Regions from separate parts of the Mus musculus genome. Here region 1 is linked to region 2. The links are chromatin loops, found by intact Hi-C in ENCODE. Cell type or tissue: left cerebral cortex. All regions are shown on one strand. Each heading gives the region's core, and the rest is flanking DNA. Links, peaks and the distances in the headings are about the cores only.

Region 1 (12,262 bases), core at 1,382-9,381, 170 kb before region 2:
TATTGGCAGACCATAGTCCCACTGAGCAAAGTCTAAGCAGGGACAGTACTTCCGGAGCTTGACCACACTGGCTACCTGCCAGTGGCCTCCCTTATGTCATTCTCTGCTTCACCTATTTTAAAAGGGTCTCCTATGTTACCTTCCTCTGGTCACTTCCCTTGGTTCTCATTCATGCCTTTAGGTGTGATACATATGCCTGTGTCATAACACATGCATGGTGGTGCTTTCTTTCCATGTGTCACCGCAAGCCTTAGACCAAAAGCTGTTTAAAGCCAGAGGCTGTGTTCTGTCTGCCATTTGAAGAGAGAGACTGGCTGATGAACACAGGCTTCTGTCCTGCAGTGACATTTCTATCTACAGGAATGTAAGCTACGACCTGTTTGACATGACTTGACTCTTGAATATGAAGTTATCTTTAATTTCTCTAACGATGGAGATGAGTTGTGTCTTAGGGTTTCTATTCCTGCATAAACACCATAACCAAGAAGCAAACTGGGGAGGAAAGGATTTTTTTCAGCTTATACTCCCGCATTGCTGTTCATCACCAAAGGAAGGCAGGACTTGAACTCAAGTAGGTCATGGCTGATGCAGAAGCCATGGAGGGATGTTACTTACTGGCTTGATTCCCCTGGTTTACTTAGCTTGCTCTCTTATAGAAACAAGACTACCAGCCCAGAGAGATGGTCCCACCCACAATGCCCCCCCTCCCATCACTAATTGAGAAAGTGCCCTATAGCTGGATCTCGTGGAGGCATTTCTTCAAGGGAGGCTCCTTTCTCTGTAATAACTCCAGCTTGTGTCAACTTGACACACAAAACCAGCCAGTACAAGTAGTATATTTTACCAAATCTAAACATCAAACTACCTACATAATAAGATTTTAAACATTAAGTTTCCTGAAATATCTACTGAAAATTAAATGGTGATTAAAAAAAAACACAAAAAAGGCCCCAGGTATTTTTCTGCTTTAACTCTAAACTATGCTATGATTTTACTTGTTAAGGTATTGTGAGTTAGATTGTGAAGGGAATCACATACTTTTACTAGTAAAATATAACACATTGTCACAAGAGGGCAGTCTTTTAAAGGAAATTTCTTCACAACTGTAGGGCTTGAACAGGCTTCTTTTGCTCCTGCTATTTGTTTTCTGTTTGGAATTTCCAGGTAGTTAATCTAAAACTAAATACTGACGTGACAATCCATGGTTGTTGAGCAAGTATTTTGCTCTCTGCAAGCTTTTATCTTTATATCACTGCTAATCTAAATGATTGATACATAGGCTAAACCAGAGATGGAAGGTCTCACTCCCCTCCGTAGGTTGAGGTTTTAAAATGTCTTTGGAGAAAGTCATGCTCAGTACACTGAGTGTATCAAGGTACCCAGGTAAATATATTTATCTGTGAATGCATCTCTGATCTAACTCCAATTCAAATCTAGCAGACATTACAGGGCAAGTTAGAATTGCAGTTCTGGTTTTCAGCCTTTTAAACGTCATAGAATACAGCGCTTCCAAGACGTGGTTTCAGGGTATGAATGGTCACTTTTCCTGGTCATGATCTCTTAGATTTGCCAGGAACTCTCGGAAGTTTCTGGTCACTTCCTCACCAATGACTGTCCATAGTCCTGCAGAGGCAGCACTGCAGAAGTCAACCACATGTTCAGAAGTAGCTTGAACTGGCACTTCCTAAATTTGGAAATTGCAAGGCTGGTGCCCAGCATTCCGTGGTGTCAGGGACCCCCAGGTGTGTGTTGCAAGGTAGTAATTGCTGGCCAAGCTCAGGCAACCCAAATCCTTCTCACAGTTTATACGTTCATTGCATTGTCTAGTCTGCAGTTGGGTTCCTGGGGAAGGTGATGTTGTTCGGGCTGATTTTAACTCGAGGCAGACAAATCACCAGTGTTTTTCTTTTGTTTTCCAATAGGATCTCACATTGTAGTACAGGCTAGTTTCATAGCAGCTGTCTTGTCTCTCAGCTTTTCACTGTTCATGATTAAAGTTATGAGCTACCACAGACGGCTAGGCAGAAGGCAGGTAAGAGGGACTCCTCTCTGTCATTCCTGACAGATTTATCCTAGGTGTAATCCTGGGGCTAGCCTCTTTGCTTCTAGCCCTGTGATCTATCTCTGTACAACTTTCAACTTTGAAATGACTTCAATCTTCTAGTAGGTAAGCGCCTCTTCCAGTTATTTTTTGTTTCTGACTTGGTGTTCTGTAAAGGGTTTAATATATCAGTTCTAATCGCTGCAGCATTGCCCTCAAGGTTATTGCTTGAATTCTTCTGTGTGGTTTCCTCTGAGTTTCAAGTCATAAACCCAATATTTTTTTTCAGATATTTGAGTTGTAAAGCCTACGTCAAAATTAAGATATTTTAGAAATCAGTATGTCGTTGTACTTTCCTTTGATTTCTTCAGTCAGATAGATGAGAAAGAAAATAAAACCATGGAGCAGAAACCAAGATAACATAGCAACTGATGCTTGATACTTCTCCTCATTTTTCAGTGAGCCTGAGGAATGTTGAGAACAGTTATCTTTCAGCTAGGGATTTGTAAAAAGTGCAGTTATAAAAATCAAAACCTTCAGACAAAAGAGGTTTCCATAACCAGGTTATAAAGAAGAAATGATTAACCTGATATAAGTATTCTGGTCAAAGGTAAAGACTTTGTGGTCTCAGATTAAGACATGGTAGCATCATAACCCTGCAGACCTATAACTAGGAAGCTGAGCATTGTAGACCTGGCATAACTGAAGAAGCTTCGTGATTGTGGGTCTAGATCAGAACTTTGTATGAACTAATAATCAAAGACAATAAGCTACCTGTCTTAGTCAGGGTTTCTATTCCTGAACAAACATCATGACCAAAAACAAATTGGGGAGGAAAGGGTTTATTCAGCTTACACTTCCATAGTGCTGTTCATCACCAAAGGAAGTCAGGACTGGACTCAAGCAGGTCAGAAAGCAGGAGCCGATGCAGAGGCCATGGAGGGATGTTACTTACTGGCTTGCTTCCCCTGGCTTGTTCAGCCTGCTCTCTTATAGAACCAAAGACTACCAGCCCAGAGATGGTGCCACCCACAAGGGGCCCTCCCTCCTTGATCACTAATTGAGATTACAGTTGGATCTCATGGAGGCATTTCCTCAATTGAAGCTCCTTTCTCTGTGATACCTCCAGCCTGTGTCAAATTGACACACAAAACCAACCAGTACACTACCTATGTCTATCTTGTGTGTTGATACCTGTTGTTTCATTTCACCTGTTACAAATGTCTTTCTCTCCTAGAATTTAGGTTGATACTGGAAAAAAGAATGAAAGAAATTGAATTGATAATGTACTGGCCATGTGCATTTTATATTATTTTTATATTATTTTAATTATTTTTCAACCTGACACAAAATTGGGTCATCTGGGAAGAAGGCATCTCAAATGATGAGATTATCTTGTGGGCTGTAGAGTACTTTCATATTTGATAATTGATTGTGAGGGTCTAGCCTACTGAGGGTAGTTTGCTTTCTGGGCAGGTGATCTTGGGAGGTATATGAGAGGCAGCTAAATGGGAGTCTGGAGACCAAGCCAGAAAGGCAGTAGGTTGCATCCCTCCATGGCCTGTTTCACTTCTTGTACTCATTTCCCTTCATGATTGACCATGAGTTGAATGTTACCGTAAACTGTTTCCTGTCTAAGTTGCTTTTGGTCATGGTCTTTATGGCAGCAATAAAAAGCAAAGTGGACATCAATTGGTGCCTAATTAACAGCCCCTCTTGACAGTTCTCAGTCTTGAAACTAGACAAGGAAAGTAAGCTTTGCCTTTATCAACTTATCTAGTGATGGGAAATATCAAAGCCATTGAACAAGAAGGAAATATTTACCAAATTGTGTTCTTTGCTGCTAACATTGTTATCGTAGAGATAGCTAATCTCCATGTAAGGTAGATTTGAATTTATTAAACTTTTAAAGATTGAAAACCACATTTTATCTCCTGATGATAAAATCATGGTACTGATCATTTTCTACTCTAAAATATAACCATTTCCATGTATTCTTTGAGCTTCATTAAATTGACTTTGTGCCAGGGGAGGATCTATTAAATTCCTCGTCACTGCAAGATCTGAAGGCAGAAGGTTAAAACATAAATTAGTAGTAGACTCTGGAAAGTATGTCAGCATGATAGCATAAATTGGTTCTGAAAGAAATAATTTAGCACTGGTCACTGTGGGCAATTCTGAATTCAAACTAGAAAAATGAATTGATTAAAGCTCTAAGGAATAGCTGTTCATATTATATCTATAAATCTCATATATATTTCTATATATATGTTTCTCTCTATATATATAATATTGTATTCTGTACAATAAAGCATGTATCACTAGCTATCATTTCAGGAACTGAAATTAATTTGAAATTAATTATATAGAATTTTCAGTTTATGGCTGAAGGATTTTTAAATGTACAATCTCAAAAAGAAATATTTTTGAACCAAGTTGAAAAATATCTATAGTTTCTAATAGTTGAGCAGTCCTCACCTAAAAATTGCTTTGACTATGTATCTCTGTGGTGTAGTTATAGGATTCGGTTTTAAGTGAAGGAATTCATATAGACTAAGTGTTGGGGCTGCATTTTCTTTTAGACCTGGATGAGTCAACCTCACCCTTAACATTTCAATAAGGGAAGAACAGCTGTAGCTGTTATTTAGTTGGTAGACTTCTGGTCATTGTTGCTGTTCTTCCAATTCTAGCCCATTACAGAAAAGCATAATCATTGTTGCTTAGTCAAATGGGCAGCTTGTGTACACATAGCAGTTATAAATTAACTCTATAGTCAAAATTGGCTCTCACATAGAAAAAAAATTAAAATATGAAGAAACTGAAAATGGGCCAAAATACCGAGAAAAGTTCAAATTAAAAACTCTAACTCAACCTGTTGTGAATTCACAATAAAATGTCAGGGTTTGAGTGTGGCTATTCATGTGAATGATGTGTAAGTGTGTGTTTTGATTACAAAGAGATCCATGGTTTAGAAATCACTAGATTGAATAATGAAAGGGGTCGATGATGTGGTAATAGCCTTTTAGCTGCCTTATACCTTCCAGCTCCCAGTTCCCGTTTTTACAGGTTAGAGTCAAGACCAGGAAAGGCAGGAGCTCTTGAAGCTGCTCTCTGTATTACCTTCACAGTTAGACAAAGAGAGCGATGATTGTGCTCATTCTAGTGCTTAGCTTACATTCTCTTATTCCGTACAGTCCCAGCTCTAAAGCCCGGAAATGGTGCTCCCCATGGTGTGTAAGGCTTCCCACATCAATTAACTTACAACAATGTCTGCATTAATTAGCCTTTCCTCGCCTTGACACAAGCTAGGGTCACCTGGGAAGAGGGAAATTTGGCTGAGAAGATGACTGTTTAAGCAAGCTGTAGAAAAATGTCTTTCTGGACAGGTTTTGCTAGGTTACATAAGAAAGCAAGGTGAGTAAGCAGAGGCTAAGCTAGTATGCATCATTCTTCCATGAACTTTGCTTCAGTTCCTGGCCCCAGCTTCTTGCCTTGAGTTCCTGCCTTGATTTCCACTCCCGGTGGCCTGCGAATGGGACACTGAAGACAAATTAAGCCTTTCAACTCCAACTCGTTTTAGGCCAGAATGTTTCATCTCAGTATCAGAAAGTAAAGTGAGACAATCCTACAGGGGAGCTCTCAGAGAGCATTTGTAGTTCATTTTACATGGCATCTCCAACAAAGGATGCCACTCAAACTAAGTAGGTACATGCAGAAGGATGAAACTCAAGACTTCTCTCTCACCCTGCACGGAATTTTACCCAGACTGGGTCAAGGATCTAACCTAACACTTGGTCCTGTGAATCAGATAGAAGAGAAAGTAGGGAATATGTTTGAACATATTGGCACAGGAAAGACCTTTGTGAGAAGGACACAGGCTTTAAGTCCAAGAATTAGGGACTGGAGACTTGGCTCAGCACATAACAGCACATGTTACTCTTGCAGACCACCAATGTTTGATTCCCAGTAGCTGCATGGTGACTATAAATTGTTTGCAGCTCTAGTCTCAGGGGATCTGATGCTCACCCTCATGGGCATTGGTCATGTACATTGTATACATATGCATGTAGGCTAAACCTCAATTAACACAAAATAGCAAAATAAATATGAAAATAAATAAAATTAACTAATTAATGGGACCTTACACCAAAACACTGTAAGTTTCTGTAAAACAAACAAACAAACAAAAAAATCAACACTTGAGTGAAGAGGCAGGTGACAGAATGATTAAAAACTGTTTATTAGATGTACTTTTTTATTTTTCAAATTTTTAAATTTGTATTTTTGAACTCACAATTTTCCCTCCTATTCTTGTTGTACCTCTCTCTTACTCTCAAATACATGACATCGTTTTCCTTGTTATTACACATACAGACACGCACAGACACACACATACGCACACGCACATGTGCCTACGAATACAAATGCCTGAGTCCATTTCATGTTGCTTGATGAGTTTTTATGGCTGTCCCTTGATACTGGATAATCAACCAGGGTTCTTATTCCCGAGGAAGAGTGGTTTTCCCTTCATCCAGAATCATTGATTGATGATAACTCTTCATATAGATAAAGCTCTTTGAGAGATTTTCCCCATTTACATTAGCATGTCCACTAGGATTGGCATTTCTCATGTCATGTTTAGGCAACAATTGTTGAGATTTCATAGTTAAAGCTTCCCTGTCATAACATAAAAGAGACTATCTTGCAGCAGAAATCCTGGTGATATAGCTGTTACAGTACTCTGCCCAGCTCTTTTGCAATGTTCCTTGAGGCTTACGTGTAGAAGTTATATAATGAATGTATCAGTTGGGACTGGCTACTCCGCATTTATTTGGTCTCTGCATTTTGACTAGTTATGGTTTTCTGCAATCTCTATTTGTTACAAAATAAAGTTTCCTTGCTAAGGAATGTAGGCTATACTCATCTGTGTGTCTAAGAAAAAGTATTAGTAATGCAGTTAAAGATGATGCTGGTTTGGAAAAGTGACAGTAGTAGGCTCTCTCCTCCAGGCTTTATGGTTTCATCTGCTAGGTTTAGGGAACCAGATATGGATTAATTACCTCGTTTTGAGTGGGTCTTAAATTCTGTTAGAGAGTTATCAGCTACTGCCAAGGTGTAATGACCACTGTTGCACTTCTGAGGATATCTTGCTACAGTGGTCATTGTTTTGCTTTGTAGACATCACAGCTGGATAGGACTATCAATTGCTTTTCTCCATTGGCAACTTGCATAGCAACTTCCAATACGATGAAACCTGGTTCTTGGGGTAGGGGGTGGTTTTGAGGTCATCTTTAACAGGAATCCTTAAAGTCCAATATCTGGATATGTGGTGTTTTCTGAGATAGGTACTTACCTTAAAATTCTGCAAGGAGACTAAAGACATCACCAATCACCTATTGTTTTGGGAGTTGCTTAGACTTCCCAGACTCATCTCTCTCTCTCTCTCTCTCTCTCTCTCTCTCTCTCTCTCTCTCTCTCTCCCCTCTCTCTCCCTCTCTCTCTCTCTCTCTCTCTCTCTGCCTGTCTCCCCTTCTCTCTCCTCTCTCTCTCTTATTAGATACTTTCTTTCTTTTTTTTTTTACAATTCAAATGTTATCCCCTTTCCTGCCCACCCCCCAAATACCTCCTATCCCATGCCCCGCCCCTGCTCACCAACCCAACCACTCCCGCTTCCTTGTCCTGGCATATCTCTTTTTAAATCAACCGAAGCACAACACATTCATAGCATTTCCTCTATGGAAGAATGTTCTGTGTTCTGTAGACTGTTATATCTATATGTGGGATGTTTTTTATCTTCATTTGTATTTAACAAACACTGTCACAGAAGTTAATTTTTATTCAGATCAAATACAGAAATATGTCTATTAAGACCTTTTAACTCATTGTATCTTTGGAAGTTGGTGATACTTACTTTAAAACACTAATATAGACTTATTGCCATTAGTCTTTAGATAGTTCATACCTCTTTTGCTGAAACTTGACTCTGAGATTTTAGCTGACACAATGTAAGCCACAAAGCTAAAAGCACTCCCCAAAACATTGGCTCATACTGATCGGTAATAGTGTGCCTCTCCTTGCCATTAACCTAATTCATCTGACAGTAATACATCTTCAGCAGTAGAGTAAGAGGAGAGATTTAGGGTAATGACAAAATAGAAGGAAATTCCCCCCTCTTAAAACTCTTCCCTCAGAGACTTCAAAATATTTTAAATGTAAACATAACAGTTTGTTTTTTTTAAAGCTTTTAGTCCTTTATTTGTATTTTGCTGTTACTATTTCTCCTTCTCTTCTTCCTCTTCCTTCTCCTTCTTCTTTCTCTTCCTCCCCCTCCTTCTTCTCCTTCTTCCTCCTCCTTCATTATTACTAACTTTAATCTTTTTTTTTTTACATTCCAGTTGTTATCCCCTTCCTGTTCCACTTTCTCACAGTTCCTCATCCCATTCCTCCTCCCCCTGTCTCCAAGAGGGTGTCACCATCCCTACCCCCACCCCACCAGACCTCCTTACTCCCTGGGGCCTCATGTCTCTCAAAGGTTAGGTGCATCTTCTTTCACTGAGGCCAGACCAGGGAGTCTTCTGCTATGTATGTATTGGGGGTCTCAGACTAGCTTGTGTGTGCTACTTGTTTGGTGGTTCAATGTCTGAGAGATCTTGGGCATACAGTTTAGTTGAGATTGTTGGTTTTCCTATGGGCTCTTCCTCTTCCTCAGCTTCTTCTAGCCTTTCTCTAAATCAACCACAGGGGTCCCTGGCTTCTGTTGATTGGTTGGGTGTAAGTATCTATGTCTGTCTCAGTTAGCTGCTTGCTGGGCCTCTCAGAGGGCAACCATGCTAGACTCCTGTCTATAATCACACTACAGCATCAGTAATACTGTCAGGACTTGGAGCCTCCCCTTGAGACAGATCCTAAGTTGAGCCAGTCATTGTACCTCCTTTTCCTTAGTCTCTTCCCCATTTTTGTCCCTGCAGTTTTTTTAAAAATATTTTTATTAGGTATTTTCCTCATTTACATTTCCAATGCTATCCCAAAAGTCCCCCATACCCCCCCCCCCAAACTCCCCTACCCACTCACTCCCACTTCTTGGCCCTGGTGTTCCCCTGTACTGAGGCATATAAAGTTTGCAAGACCAAGGGGCCTCTCTTCCCAATGATGGCCGACTACGCCATCTTCTGCTACATATGCAGCTAGAGACACGAGCTGGGGGGAGGGGTTACTGATTAGTTCATATTATTGTTCCACCTACAGGAACTATTCACATGACAGTTTCTCAAACTAGCAAGTTTAAGTATTAGTTCATGGAAATGAAGTATACATACTGCAAAATGGAGGGGTGCTGGAGACAGTTCTATAGTTTAATTTGCGTATTAAACCCAGTGTCAATTTTTATCTTTAATTATAATCTTATATGAGGGTATTTTAAAACATTTATTTATGCGTGTGCTTGTGAGTAGGTGCCGCTGTGGGGTCAGAGGATGACTTGTGGGAGCTGGTTCTCTCTTCATTTGTGTCTTGTGAATCGAACTCAGGTCACTGTATTTAGCACTAAGCATCCTTCCTCACTGTGTCATCTTGCTTGCCCTAAAGTAGGTTTTTAAAATGTTCTCTGTGTTAATATTCCGTGAAAATTGTCTTGATATTGTAGGCAGCTCAACATTGAGCTTTAAAAAAAAAAGAGTGTACTTTTACTGTTATCAAGTCTATGTGAAATAAAAAGTAATTTCAAATGGTGGCAATGTTCTCACAGAAGCAAATGATCTGATTTCTACATGGATAGGTGGAATCTTGTCTGCAGGCGCAGTTTAGAGACTTCACGTATTTCCAGATGGAGTTTACCTTTGGTTCTTGGCTCTACTCTGATTCATTCCTGGTGTGATATGCACTTCCATTGGATTCCATCCCATTTCTCTCCATTCCTCAGATTGGTAGTTCTGTCTACTCAATCTCTGCTCTAATTTCTTGAGCTTGTAAGATGTCCTGTCTCATCTGAAGACTTCTCGTGTCTCCCAGAATGGAGTGTCATCTGGTGCAAAGTTGCATCCAAACACTGAAACCAGTTCCATAAGTTTCCTTCAAAGATATCTCCATCATGCCTCAGACACTCTGACATTCTGCCTTCTAACAGTTGCTGGTACTACGTAATGTGGTTTCTACTTTTTAATGAGGTCTTGGTTTTTGCCTTTGAAATCAATGAATTTGGACTACTCTGTCAATTTATGATTGAAACCCCATTTATAAAATTTAGGGGAAAAAAATCTCTATATTTGGAGACTTCCAAATTCTGAATGTGTCTGAAATATCTAGGACAAAGGAATGCATTCTTAATTTTCCTCATAGCTAAGTATGCATGTGAAATGTAAGCTCTGCTCCTCAGATGTTCCTACAATTGTGGAAGAATTAAGGTTATCATAGACAGATTCCATTTTAGCTGATGGAAGTGGGAGAGATTAACCAAGTTTTGCTGGTAATTTTTGTTCTTTACACTGAGTAGACAGTTAAGTTCATATTAGAAACGATTGCTATTCTAATTTTATCCTTTTTAAAAAACTGTGAACTACATTCATTTTTACTGGTCTTCCTACCTATGCAATGTATTCGCTGTCATATATTACTTTGCTCCTCTTTTTAAAAAATATCTGCCTTAAGTTTGATTTTGGTGATCAGAATTCTCACTTTTCTATGAAGAATGTTTGGACAAAAAAAAATGACGGCAAAGAGAAAGGCATGGCAAAATATCTGCCATCTTGTAGCAAGCTGTATATTCATGCTTTGAACATTTAAAAATTATCTTTTCCAAAAGTTAGGCAATTCTATTATTTCTCTGTAATCATAAGGCCACAGAGCTAGATGGTAATCTGCCTGTTGAAGGACTTCCAGAAGAATATACAACTTCATAACATAGAGGTCACTACTCAGACAATAGACAAAAGACTGAATGAGTTCTGTGCTGTATACCGTGGCATTTATAAAGTAAGTGCTGGAGTCCTGGGAACTTGCTAATTAATATGGCTTTCATAGACATTTCATTAACCTAAATGGCTGAGGTGTCCTGTAGATAGACTGCGTGTGTTCTCATCTTTAACCTTTCTGTAATGTTCCATAATTGCAGATTTCACTGATTTTTAATAGTAGAAGAAGAACAATAGTTTATAAAGTTATTTGGTTTTCACTAACAGCTAAAGTGATTTTTTTTTATTTCACCTCTTGAGCTAACTATGTATTCCAGGTTAACAAAAATCCGGAATCATGTTGCCATTGGCTTGAACTTTGTAGTGATTTTAAACTTCTTGTCATCTATGATTAGTTATAGTGTGCTACTATGTAGCTAATGGAATCTCCAAATAGTCCTTGGGAGGTCACAAAAATACCTCCAGTAAACGCTACGACTAATTTGTTTATCTGGAGTTTCTATCAAATGTTTTATTTTAACCCCAGAGAAGGACTAATGAAGCCTGGGAGCAAGGATGACCTGGTTAATGAGATTGCAAAGGTTCAAGGATACTATTAAGTTTTCTAATTATACTTTATCATCTGGTACTATCACTAGACAGTGACTGGAAGGATTGCAAGCCTCAGGTTGTCTGCAGGTTGATTTTTGAGTAGCTTTATTTCTTGCATAGGTGTCTATACTTAACAGTATAGGCAAAGTTGTCTTCAAAACAGGATGTGTATCAAGAATAGGCTTTATAATAAGGTTTTTAAGAATTTTAGTCTTATTTTTGCTTATTAACAGCCCATGTTCTCAGGAACATCTGTTTGCCTATGTGGACATTATAAAACCATTAGAGTATGCATCCTAAACTCCCAAGGCCTAGGCTACAAAACATCCCAGCCTGGCATTGCTCATTTCTCATACATTAGAAAACCCGTTTAGCATCCCTCCTGACAACAATAGCTAACTACTTAACAAAAAGTAAGCATTTATCTACTCAGTCATATTCCGGCATTGAAATGCTTCAGAAGAAATATGTTTACGTTGAAATGACCTATGTTTGTAAAGTTCATATTTAGAACAGAGCTCGCAGAATGAAAGGTTGCTCTGGGTGAGTCAGGGAGGAGTGCAGAATGAATATAAGGGCTGGAAGCACTACTGTCGCTGAGTATACTTTATAAATACCATGTACCCATAACATTGCTAATCCTGACTATACTCTTCATAAATATTATTTTCTTAGATTATGTTTTTATGATCAATGTTTTACTGTCAATAATATATTAAGCTTA
Region 2 (12,262 bases), core at 1,620-9,619:
TAGAAAGATGATGTACTCATCAGGAACACTGGCTGCACTTTGCAGAAGATCCAATTCAGTCTCCATATCCTCATGACACCTCTTTCCTATTACTTCAGTACCCAAGGAATCTAACACCCTCCTCTGGCCTGTCTGGACACCAGGCACAAAAGGGGTGTACAAACACGCATGCATGCAGAACACCAGTGTACACCATTATATATACAATTAATATAAAAACTATTAAAAATAAAATACAATTCCTTAATTTTTTCCTCATTTATCAAACTTAAAATTTCTAGTAAACAGAATCTTGATTTTTATTTTCTTCTGAGGAGGGCATTCTCAATATTATAATACTTGTGATAAAGAAGAAGTGTAATGTGCTGATAATGTTAGTTAATTATTTGTATGGTTGAAAGGGGTACTTACTATACTATGGCTTATACTGCTCTGTTGAGCCACTGTTGATACTCAAGCAATTCTATCACCAACATCTCTTTTTTAAATTATGATACATGGCAGAGCTGGAGAGATGGCTCAGTGGTTAAGAGCACTGACTGCTCTTCTAGGAGTGCTGAGTTCAATTCCCAGCTACCACATGGTAGTTTGCAGCCATCTGTAATGGGATCCGAAGCCCTCTTCTGGTGTGTCTGAAGGCACTAGCAGAGTACTCACATATATAAATTATGATACATGGAAGTCAATGAAGTAAAACTTAGTCTTATCCAGGTTATTTTTGGTTTCTGAAAGACATATTGATGAGTCTTTTAGAAGATTCTTAAGCAAAGGTTTTAGAGATGCTAAAAAGAAGTAAGGTAGCCAGGCGTGGTGGTGCACGACTTTAATCCCAGCAGGAGGCAGAGGCAGGCAGATTTCTGAGTTCGAGGCCAGCCTGGTCTACAAAGTGAGTTCCAGGACAGTCAGGGCTATACAGAGAAACCCTGTCTTGAAAAACAAAACAAAAAACAAACAAACAAACAAAAAAGTAAGGTAGTATTCCATTTACTTAGGGTCAGTTGTAGCTTAACTTCAGATAATAATTTGGAATATATTTATTTGAAAAACTCATTTAATGTTTATGTGAAATGTAAATAAAAACTATGCATGTTTATTTAATAAACTCAATAATTCTCATTTAGAAATGCTTTGAAAGACTGGGGTAAAGTGCTCCTTCTGAGAACCTCAGATGACCTCATTCTGTTAGTTTGTCAAACAAAACCTAAGAGCCAAGGTGTCAGATTCAAAACTAACTTTATATATATTAATTTGGGGAGAATTTGTGAGCAGATCTTTTAAAGACAAAAGGCAAGAAAATAGCTTTAGCCAGATGAAATGATTTTCTTCGTTTTCTGTGTTTAATTAAAATGAACTTATGCCAAAAATTAATCATTTCACCAAAAGCCAAGTATAAGTACAACAAGCCATGGATGTGATACAGCAGCTGCTATCGAATTAAACTAAACTCAAACAGATGCTGAGAAATCAAAGATCAAGGACACTAATGCCACAGGATGCTGAATTCTGTCTAGTTTCCTGAAAAATGATAGGTCTAGGAATTTGTGGAAGGCCTAAGAGATGGATAATGAAAGAAGATGTAGGTAACTTGAAGAGTTACATGATTACAGTAGCCAATATGCCAAAAGGCATTAAGCTTTTAAGTGTGAGGTAAAAGGACCAGAATCATTCTCAACTATGCAATAAAGACATTAAAAAGTACTGCGATTCATGGAACTCCTGGGTCATCAGGGACTTATTAGCTGAATGTAAAGGAAGTTTCCAATGAATTAGGAAGTCATTAAACAGACACTGAAAATCTCCAAAGGACTAAGAGATGCACTGGGTGAAATTCAAGAAAAATGTAATCCTGTTAAGAGTCAGAAGAACATATTAAACTATATGCTGTAAAACCTCTGATGGTGTGAATTTCAGAGTAATAATTTCAGAGTGCTGGGTATTGTAGTCTGCGACATGAGGAGGAGAGAGAGGAAGAGAGAGGCACTATTAGCAATTTCACTGCTGTGCCAAATTCTTAAAAACCGTTCAAAGATAGAAGCTGTTATTTAAATGTTACTTTTAATTCCTCAGACCAAGGGATGAGATGAGAGCGGTATCCAAGCTGTGTGATTACACAGCTTGGGCTGAGCCCAGAGTGTTTCTTTCTCCATTCTATCCCTAGGCTTAAGTCTAGAAACTTCTTGCCTCTATATAATCAAATCTTCCATGCTGACTGATTCAGTCTGGCTTTGCTCGACTTCTGACTGAATTGCTCTGCTTGGTCTCATATTAACTTTGGCAATGTGTGCTAATCTTTGGGCTCCTTCTAATTTCCTCCAGTTAAAGTAGGGGCTTATGGAGGGCAGGTGATTAATGGAGTTTTGACTGATGTCCGACTCACAGTAGGTCCAGTAGGTCCCCGGACACATCCTGTGGTGATTTCCCCAGTTCCAGAATGTCTAATTGGGATAGATATACTCAGAAATTGGCAGAATTCTCATATTGGTTCCCTGAACTGTAGAGTGAGGGCTATTATGGTTGGAAAGGCCAAATGGAAACCTTTAGAGTTGCCTCTGCCAAAGAAAATAGTGAATCAAAAACAGTATCGTATTCCTGGAGGAATTGCAGAAATTACTGCCACTATCAAGGACTTGAAAGATGCAGGGGTGGTGGTTCCCACCACATCTCCGTTTAACTCTCCTATCTGGCCAGTGCAGAAAACAGATGGATCATGGAGAATGACAGTTGATTATCGAAAACATTATTATTATTCTGTCTTCACCTGTATCTAACTTGTTCTCTCTGCAACCTGTCTCTAAAACTGGTCTCTTAAAACTGTCACACACACACACACACACACACACACACACACACACACACACACACACCACACCACCATCTCTCTTTGCCTCCCTGTGCTCTTTGGTAGCCTCTCTATCCTGTGCTGTTTTCCCTAGAGTTGGGCATATCCTTTCTGTGTCTCATTCTGTCTTTCTCTGACTCATCTTCCCCTTAATTAGAAGTCACTTTCATACATGGCTGTTTCCTTCTATAAACTAACCTTACCTTCATTGATAGGAATTAAAGGTTTGTACTAAGGGTATGTCTATATTCCATCCAGATTATACTGTAATCAGGGCAGGTCTGCATTCCTGCCAGATCACCTAGCCATAGAAGCTCTTTGGATGTTATCCCTTGCCAAAGCAGCCATGTTGCTTGATTAAAATTAATCTAAACTGTTTAGAGTACTATTATATTATACAAGTTAAATGATTATAAACTGTTTTTAACCTGAACAAATATATGAGTTACAAAGGGCTGAGGGTGATACTTATTAAGAGTGGGCTTGTTGTCCTGGGCTACATGAATCTGGTCCTTCATTCTGGTTAGATTTGGAATTAGAGAACATTACTGTGTTTTGGAGACTGGTTCGGTAAATTGGTGCCTGGCATTGGTGCTATGAGCTCAGGCACCCACTTGCCTACAGGTCTCCTTTCAAGTTATTCAGACCTCAGATGTTAGAACCGAGTTGTTCACTTTGGTCTGAAATAAAAGCTTAATAAGAACACATATAAATTAGGAGGCATAGTGGGGCACTAAGTTTCCAGGAGGCCAAAGCAGAAGCATGTGGGCTTAAGGGAAGTTGGTTTCTTTTTGAAAAAGAATGTCAGTACTAAGTAATTTGGATAGTTTGTTAGAAAAAAAAGAGAGAGTTCTATTAATTTTAAAGTTGAAAAGAGTGAAATAAAAATAGAAGTAATCATAATGACATTTTATTTCAAATTTATGTTATTGAGCTGAGTTCATTTAATACCAATAAATCAAAACCTCCTAGGGTTTTGAAAATGTAGAAGTTAGTATCTTCATGATATTTAATATATCAACATTTTGAGTGTTATTGCATTCTGTTTCAAATAATTACATATGGGAATCTTTAAACAGACCATGGGTTTTTAATTACAGCCTTCATATCAAAATTCTATGGCAAACTTCAGTGTGATATTATATAATAGAATTCATTTAGAGAAAGCCAGCTTTCAGTTAATGCTCTTATAGGTAATACAAGCATTTTTTTATGTAGAAGTATTACAGACAGGAAAAAAGATATGCACAAAACACACTTAAACACTGTAAAATAAATAAAATTCAAAAACCACAAAATTGAACTACAAAAATACTAGAAGGAATTAATTTTTCCAGTTACATCAATTTAGGATGAATGATATTTTAAATATGAGGGGGGTACTCAATATCCATTCTCTTTTCTGATATTTTAGAAGTACTGTTTAGTCTGACCTGAGAAACCTGTGATAGCCACGCATGCCCTTCACAGGTATGGTATATAGTTCCTTTGTGTATATTGACAAAGTCACTGGTCACCAGCAGGGTTTCTTAGAGATTTCACTTTATTCGTTGGTATTCACGGCCTGCCAATGTGCCTGTGTCTTTTCTGCTTTTGCATCTGGCATGTTATGCCATTTTTGTCCTTATGAATTACCAAGTTATTTTCTGCCAGTCACTATCTTTAGTACTTGGGATTCTTCAATAAACACGTAGAAGTCTTCACACCACTACTCAGTGTTTACCTGTTGCTGTAGAATAACTATACCTGGATTCAGTGGCTCAGAATCAAAACTGATTTACTGATCATCATCCCATGGGATAGCAACTGGGAAAGGCTTAGAGATGGTTTGTTCAGACTCAGTGAATTTTAAATTAGAGCACATAGAGAGCCCATGTCTCACCCTCTTGTGAGTTTCCTCATTTTTCTCCTCTCCTCTTGTCTCTTTGCTTAGCCTTTTAAAAAACAAAGCCTGTATTTCATTAGGTGGAGTTGTGTCCCATGGGGGGAAAATAGGTTAGGACAAAAGAGAGAAACAAAGACTTCAACCAAAGATAAGAACGAAGACCTCAGAACTCGCAGCACACAACTTCTGTTGGATTCTTCTGGTTGAAGAATGGGCAGCTGTGATTGCAGAAGTTGCATCAATGAATTCAACCTAATAGGACAAACAGTTAATAGTGGGGGTATGCGTGTGCGTCAGTAGCTCCTATTACTAAAGTTAGCACAGATTCCTGAATGTTCCCAGTGGCCTTGGGGAAGAACGCCTGTGTGCAAGAACAATTGTCTTTGTTCACATTCAGTATTTAGTTTCCCATGGGAAAAGATATTTATTTGTGATTATAAATACTTGGATTAAAATATAACTTCAATATACTCTTAGGTGAGATGGACAGTGCAGGGGAACTGGAGAGGTTCTGTCGTTATTCCTTCTGCTGTCCTTTTGAGATAACCCATGTCCCAAATACTAATTGTGAATGAGAAGTTGTATAGATTGGATTGTAGAGTTCCACAGATTCATACATTCAGAAGCAAAAATGGCAAAGCCTAACGTCCCTTATTTCAGAGAGGGCAGTGCTAACCGGTAAGACTAATAAGTCTCGTTTGTTGGAATTTTCCAGAATGGAAATATATTGTTCCTTCATTTCGATGAGATCAGTCTCAGCCTAAGTTATCTAGCACTGTGGCTTCTGTTTTCTTCATGTTGTCACTTTGTGTTGACAAGCAGCACTCACAGTTTTTCTTATGTGTCATTGTCTCTCTTGAAAGCACTTGCAGGATTTCCCTGTGACATTGTGAAAATTTCTTCCTGTGACATTTATAGACCTGGCCTGTTTTTCCCTCCTACTCACTACATTCTGTCTCCTGGGCTCTGTCTCAGCCAATCAAACTGTCTGCAGTTTTCTCAGATTATAGTCTGGGTCAAGATAAAAGACATTGCAATTTCATATCCCTGTGTTGCAGCATCAGGCTTCAGTGCCCTGGTGGTTTTATGCCTTCCTCCACCCAGAAACTGTCACCAAGAACAACTCCTTCCTAGTTTCCTGTGGTCCTCACTCATGAGTTCACATGAGGCTGCGCTATGTTGAAGCAATTGTTTTATCTCCTCTGTCAATTTCTAGAGTTCCATATGATTTTACATTTGAAGCTCTTAATAAATATATTAATGGATTAAATTATTCATCCATCTTCCTCAGCTGGACTACTATAATATACATTTTTGAATTTTTACGAGAACAATGCTTGACCGATGTTTGGTACTAAACACATAGAGTCTTTTGGATTTATGTATATATGCTACGATTCTTTCTGTTAGTCTTCCCCGTGGCAGGTATTCTAGGTATGTCTCAAGGCAGATTTGTAAGTATTATCTCAGTATGGGTTATACCAGTAATATCAGAGCAGTATATGATTATTTTCACAATTAAGACTTGAAGCATGGTTAGAAGCTGAATGTGTTCAGTCTATTGAGAGCTAGTCTAGATTTTTCTCTCCTATGCCATGTACTAAACCACTAACTGTTTAAGATCCACCAGACAATCTCCTTTAACTTTCAGGAGTCTGTTAGGACTGCATTTGACAAGTTGGTGTTCCAAGGCATACATCTATTGATGTGCTGATATAGTTTTTTATTTAAATTTATTTATTTATTAATCTATAATCCCCAAATAATGCTGCCCCTTCGCGGGTCCCCCCTCACAGAGTCCTTCCTCCCATTCTTTCTCCCCTTCTCCTCTTAAAGAATGGGCCCCTCTTCTGGCTCATCACATCTCTACCAGATTAAGCACATCCTCTCCCACTGGGGCCAGACGAGGCAGCCCTGCAGGGAAAATGATACCCAGTCAAGCTACAGCTTTAGGAAGAGCCTCTACTCCAGTATTGGGAATAGAAATGGAGAGTTGTTTTCACACTTAGTGCATATGTGCTGAGGGTTACCTTGTTCCAGCCCATGTATGTTCTTTGGTTGGTGGCTCAGTCTCTGAGTACTCTGAGGGGTCCATGTTATTGGACTCTGTTGGTCTCCCTGGAGGGGTCCCATCCCTCTCAGGGTTCAATTCTTCTCATAGCTCTTCCATAAGAGTTGCTGACCTCCATCTGATATTTAGCTGTGGGTATCTGCATGTTTGAGTCAGCTGCTGGGTAGATCTTTGAAGAGGACAGTTAAGCTAGGCTCCTGTCTGAAAGCATAGCAGAGTATCAAACAATGTCAGGGATTGGTGCTTGCCCATGGGATGGATTTCAAGTAGGACTGAGTTTTGGTAGACCATTCCCTTCAGTCTCTGCTTCATCTTTGTCCTTGCATTGTTCTCGGTCAAAGGCTATTTTTGATTGCAAGTTTTGTGGGTGGGTTGGTGTCAAAGCCCTTAATTCATTACAGTGTCCTAACACTTTTCCAAAGCGATACCTTTGAGGCAACCCAGGAACACCAGCCCAAGGATGGCAACACGCACAATGTGCTGGGCTCTCCTTATCAATCCAGAAAATATTATGCAGCTTGGTCTAATAGAAGCATTTTCTCAGTTGAGGTTCCCTCCTTTCAGATAACTCTATATCTTGAATCAAGTTGACATAAAACCAGCTAGCACACTCCATGTCCATTCCAACTTTTTGCATGCTCTCACTGCCTCTCAAATTCATGAGATACTATTATTATTATTAATTATTATTATTATTACACACCTCTTATAATTAATGATATCCTCTTTTATATTTGTTATTACACACACACACTACTGAATTGCTAAAGTGTTGTTCTTATACATATATGTGTGTTTAAGGCAGAACACTTAGGATTATATATACTTAGGATCATTTGAGAAGATATATTCTCCCTCCCTCTCTTAGCAGCTATGAATTTCCCATAGTTTTTTATCTAGTTGAGAAACGTATGTGAAATTCCCCCTATTAAATGGCAATGGGATTGCCATTGTGTAGGTTTTGTTTAGGCAACCGTATTGTTGAAATTTCATGGGTTCAGCATCACTTTCATGTCTAGAAAACACTATGGAGCAGCTGGTGTCCTCGTTCTGGCTCTTTAGAATCATTCATTGCCTCTTCTGTTCTCCAAGATATAGGTGTAAGAGTTACATTATAGATATGACACTCGTGGATAGGCCTCTACAGTTATGTATACTCTTTACTTTGACCAGTTGTGGGAGTTTGCAATAGTCTCTGTTTATAGAAAGAACAACACAGAAAATTATTTGATGACACAAAGGAGTTATGGTTATTTGTGGGTTCAAAGATGAGTATTTAGTTTACCTTGCAGTTAGAAATTATTTGTTTAGGAAAACAGCTGTAGTAAGTTCTCTTTTAGGGTTTATGACCACTTCAGCCATGGGTAGATGACTAGGTTTAAATAACTAGGCATGAATTCCCCCCCCCCCGGTTTTGATCAGACCACAAGTGTTGTTAAACACCCCTTGTTTATCACCACGACATGTCATTGTTTTACCATTTACTGGGACATCTTACTGGGTGAATTATTATTTGTGGTTTATATACTTTATAGCTAGGCAGAACGACTGACTATCGTTCTTAGCAGGTGGCATAGCAGTACCTGATATTATGAGTGTTGGTCCTCAGGGAGGAGGATTTCAGCTAAGTTCCAGATGGATTTATTCAAGTGTTCTCTCAGAAATGGGTGGTGTCTTCAATAGTGTCATACCTTTAAGTTCTGGGAGGCAAAGTCAATAGTCTCTGTTGTTTTAGAAGTCTTTTGCATGTTCCTGAACAACAGTTTAACATCAAGCTTCTAATGTCAGGATGTAGGGATTTGTTAGTCTATGGTTCTTGGGAGAGCATTACTCTTCTGTGGGTCAAAAGCTTTATTTAAAATTTGCATGCACAAACTCACTGATTACATGGGTATTTTAAATCAGATTATAAAATACTTTTTTTCCCCTGTGGCTTTTCCAAATTGTTTAGATATCTTTGCCTCTCTTTCCTCCTTCTGTATTATCTTCTATTCCAAATTTTCAGGGAGAATACACGGCTTCTCCCTTCATACACCTCTGTGTTACTAATCCACTCTCTAGGGTCCCTTCTTGCTTCCTTCCTCGTGGTCCGTTTCTATTTTCCATGCTTTACAGGTTTCTTCCTTTAATGTACTCAGAGCTAAAGATTCAGAACTAGGACCCACAATTAAGGGTGAATATATGGAATTTGTCTGACTGGGTCTGTATTACCTTCCTTCACTATATTTTCCAGTTCCATCCATTTATCTTCAAATTTCATGCCTTCACTTTCAGTGCAGCTTGATAGAATTCCATTCTCTTATAAATATCTCTTTTTAATTATCCATCCTCCAGATGACAGCCATCTAGGCTATTAATATTTCTTAGATATAGCAAATGTACTGGCAATGAATTTGGCCAAGCACATGTCTCTGCAGTATGGAATAGAAAGTTATCTAATAAAGTTATCTAATATCTGTTAGTATATTTCAAGTAGTCATGGTTGGCTTATATGTAGATCTTTTTTTTTTTTAATTCTTGAATCTTTTCTACACTGATGCTGATTATTATTACAGTTATCTGTTTGTAACTGTGTTATCTTCAGCAGATGGCTACAAAGACAAGACTGGTTTGCACATAGTTAGGAGGAGGGTCTCATTGCCCATTCCTACAGTGACACATTTCACCCCACGTGGAAACACCTACTCCAACAAGGCCACACAGCTCCTAATAGTGCCAAGCATATTCAAACCACCACATTCTACTCCTTGGCCTCCATAGACTGTTCAAACAAAAGTCTATGGGGGACATACCTAGCCACAGCATAATAAAAAGAATTTGTACTTTAAAAATTTTTTAGACTGCTATAGACCATGGGGACATTGGAAGATGGACAAAATGTATTTTTTATTATGATAGGAGGACAGTATCATTTCCTACCCCACAGTGCCACATTTCCTCCTCCACCAAGGCTACACCTACTCCAACAAGGCCATACCTCCTAATAGTACCATTCCTTGGGCCAAGCATATTCAAACCACCACAATCATCAAGCACGAAGACCAAAGTTTAATATACTGATCTCATGTCAAAAGCAGGTGGCTGTGGTGAGGAACCTTTAACCAAAGCACTCACTTAGATGTCAGTACTGGAAGATCCCCGAGGCAAGCTCTATATCCTACTAATGGTGAGTTACAGGTCAGCTATGGACTCATTCTCAATATATTGGGGGGAGATTGAGGAAGACACCTAATATCAACTCTGGCACTCACTGTACATGCATAAGCATGTTTATGAACACACAGCGACATGTGCTTCACCCATGAAAATGGTGAAGCTTCACACACACACTTTATATACAAATCAAGCATGTATAACATAATAAATATAAAAGTGAGTAGAAAGGTAGGTCAAATGCACATTCTAAAAGTGCCCCTGGGGATATGAAGAATATCCTGAAATTGAGTTTCTGCTGTATGATGGTGCTATGGTACAAACCGTCTTCAAGCATACCCTCAGTTGAAAACCTTTATCTTTCCTTATTGAGCAGTGATTCTTATCTGTGGGTCATGACCTTTTTGGGATCTAATGACCTTTTCACAGGGGTTGCCTAAGACCATCAAAAAGCATAGATATTTGCATTACTATTTGTAACTGTAAATTTTATAACAGTTATGAAATATAAATGAAAATAATTTTAACGTTGGAGAGTCATCATAATAGGAGGGATTTTCTTAACAGTTCATAGCATTAGCAAGACTGAGAAATACTGTTCTAGAGTGAACTACTTCCATTTGGATTGATCCTAGTACAGTTATGAAGTGGCATTCTGGCTCCACACACCCACAGGCTGCGTGTGGCCCACTTGCTCCATTCAAACCATTGTGTTTCTCCATCCCTTCCCTCTGTGCTGATCTCAAGATAATTTCCTTCCAGTCATTATGTTTGCTAGTCATCACTTAACACTCTCATTTGAAGAAACCCACCGTGTATCACATATAAGGCAACATATATCCTAACCAAGAAAGTGTGCTAAGTTGTATGCTAATCTTATATGGCTAAGAAATAACGTAAGGAATAGAAATGCATAGTGACCAGTACGTTGGCTTCTGTAATTAATGCAGCCATGAGTATATGAAGAAAGTAGCAATAGCATCGGAACATTGAGGAATGCATAGGAATGGAGTGTTAATGTATCCACATCTGTTGATCTTTGTGTAAAGTAGGCAGAAAACCTGAGGCAGGAGAAAGGGCACAGAGAAAGAGGGAGAAATCACAGTTTGTTTTATGTTTCTCCTGAACAGGAGAGTGGTGGCTGCATTCCTGACAAGGTTCAGGGTGTTTTAAAGATGGATGCCACATATTTGTGTGACCATGGCTTCTATCTTTCTTAGGGAACAAGTAGACAGAGTTTAAGGAGAATGAAAGCTAGCTCAGAGTTGTCTATGTGGCAAAACTTAGACTAGATCATCTTGAAAAGTTCTAACTGAAAAAGAGAAAGGTAATAGGTATTTTCTAGTCAGTACTTGAAGTCTGGCTGAGGTTAACAGCAATGGATTAATACTGCCATGCATTTGGCTAAGAAAACATTCTACTTGCTTTTCTTGTCTAGTTCACAACACCATGAATTTTCAATTCCTTGGTAAATGGTGCTTACAATGAAAACACCTGTTTTGTCTACCCCATTAAAGAAAGCAATATGGAAAAATTTCAGTTACTTTCATCAACAAAGACACTTAGCTCTACTCATAATGACCTTTCAGTTAAAGAATATCTCCTAATGAGTCTCACATCAACACAGAGAGAGCAGTATTAGAATAATAAAGAAAAGTAATTTTGGGAACTTATAATGCATATTACTTCTTCTCAGCATAAATCCTCCTCTTAGCCTCTGACATTAGAGTATAACTCACGAAGAGAGAAAATAGTTCCATATGATGTGGTGAATGGTTTTGGGACTCTACAGTTCTATAGGGACTCTAGACTGATCAATATCCACATTAACCAACATCATCTACAGAGCTGCATATACATTTCTTTAATTTCTATACGTTGCATTATGGTAATATACTTTTCCCACTCTTAAAATAATTTGAAACACTGTAGTACTATACAAGATGCCATGGTTAATTGTAAATAGGTGAAGTTGGTTTTTTTGTTTGTTTGTTTGTTTGTTTATTCTTTTGTGTCCCAGGATAGCATGGTAGGGTATAAAGTCTGAGCATCTTCAATGGCTGAAGAATACAGACACACCTCGGTGAACTTAAGATCTTCTCCACCTCTGGTTTGGAGACCACTGGACCAAAGCTCAGGAGGAATAAGTGAAATTCCATAACAATAAAATGATTTTGTGATAGGAGTCCTGAGGCTGTGTTTTCCCAATATTATTATAATAATTATTATGATATATAATTATTATAATATTATTCCAGTCTGGGAAGGAACAGGGAAGGAAGATAGCTCTGCTCATTGGGTTCTGGCAGGAGCT

The links. Hi-C counts contacts between places; a loop is a spot of excess contacts. Peaks named below come from ENCODE experiments on the same cell type or tissue, not always from the same donor. Only the 100,000 strongest peaks of a DNase experiment are listed, where the experiment ranks them.
Region 1: it touches region 2 in a loop (4-fold over the local background); 9 of 42 quality-filtered maps call a loop at or near these places.

Annotation. Positions count from the first base shown.
Region 1 is chr16:75,520,722-75,532,983 of GRCm38, reverse strand. No RefSeq gene overlaps it. Among named protein-coding and RNA genes, the nearest start is that of Lipi, 59 kb to the left of the region's middle. In left cerebral cortex, for the core only: no CTCF peak of the experiment used is centred there; no DNase peak of the experiment used is centred there.
Region 2 is chr16:75,347,067-75,359,328 of GRCm38, reverse strand. It overlaps a transcript of Robo2 not described here. Among named protein-coding and RNA genes, the nearest start is that of Gm30116, 39 kb to the left of the region's middle. In left cerebral cortex, for the core only: no CTCF peak of the experiment used is centred there; a DNase peak (open chromatin) is centred at 5,673.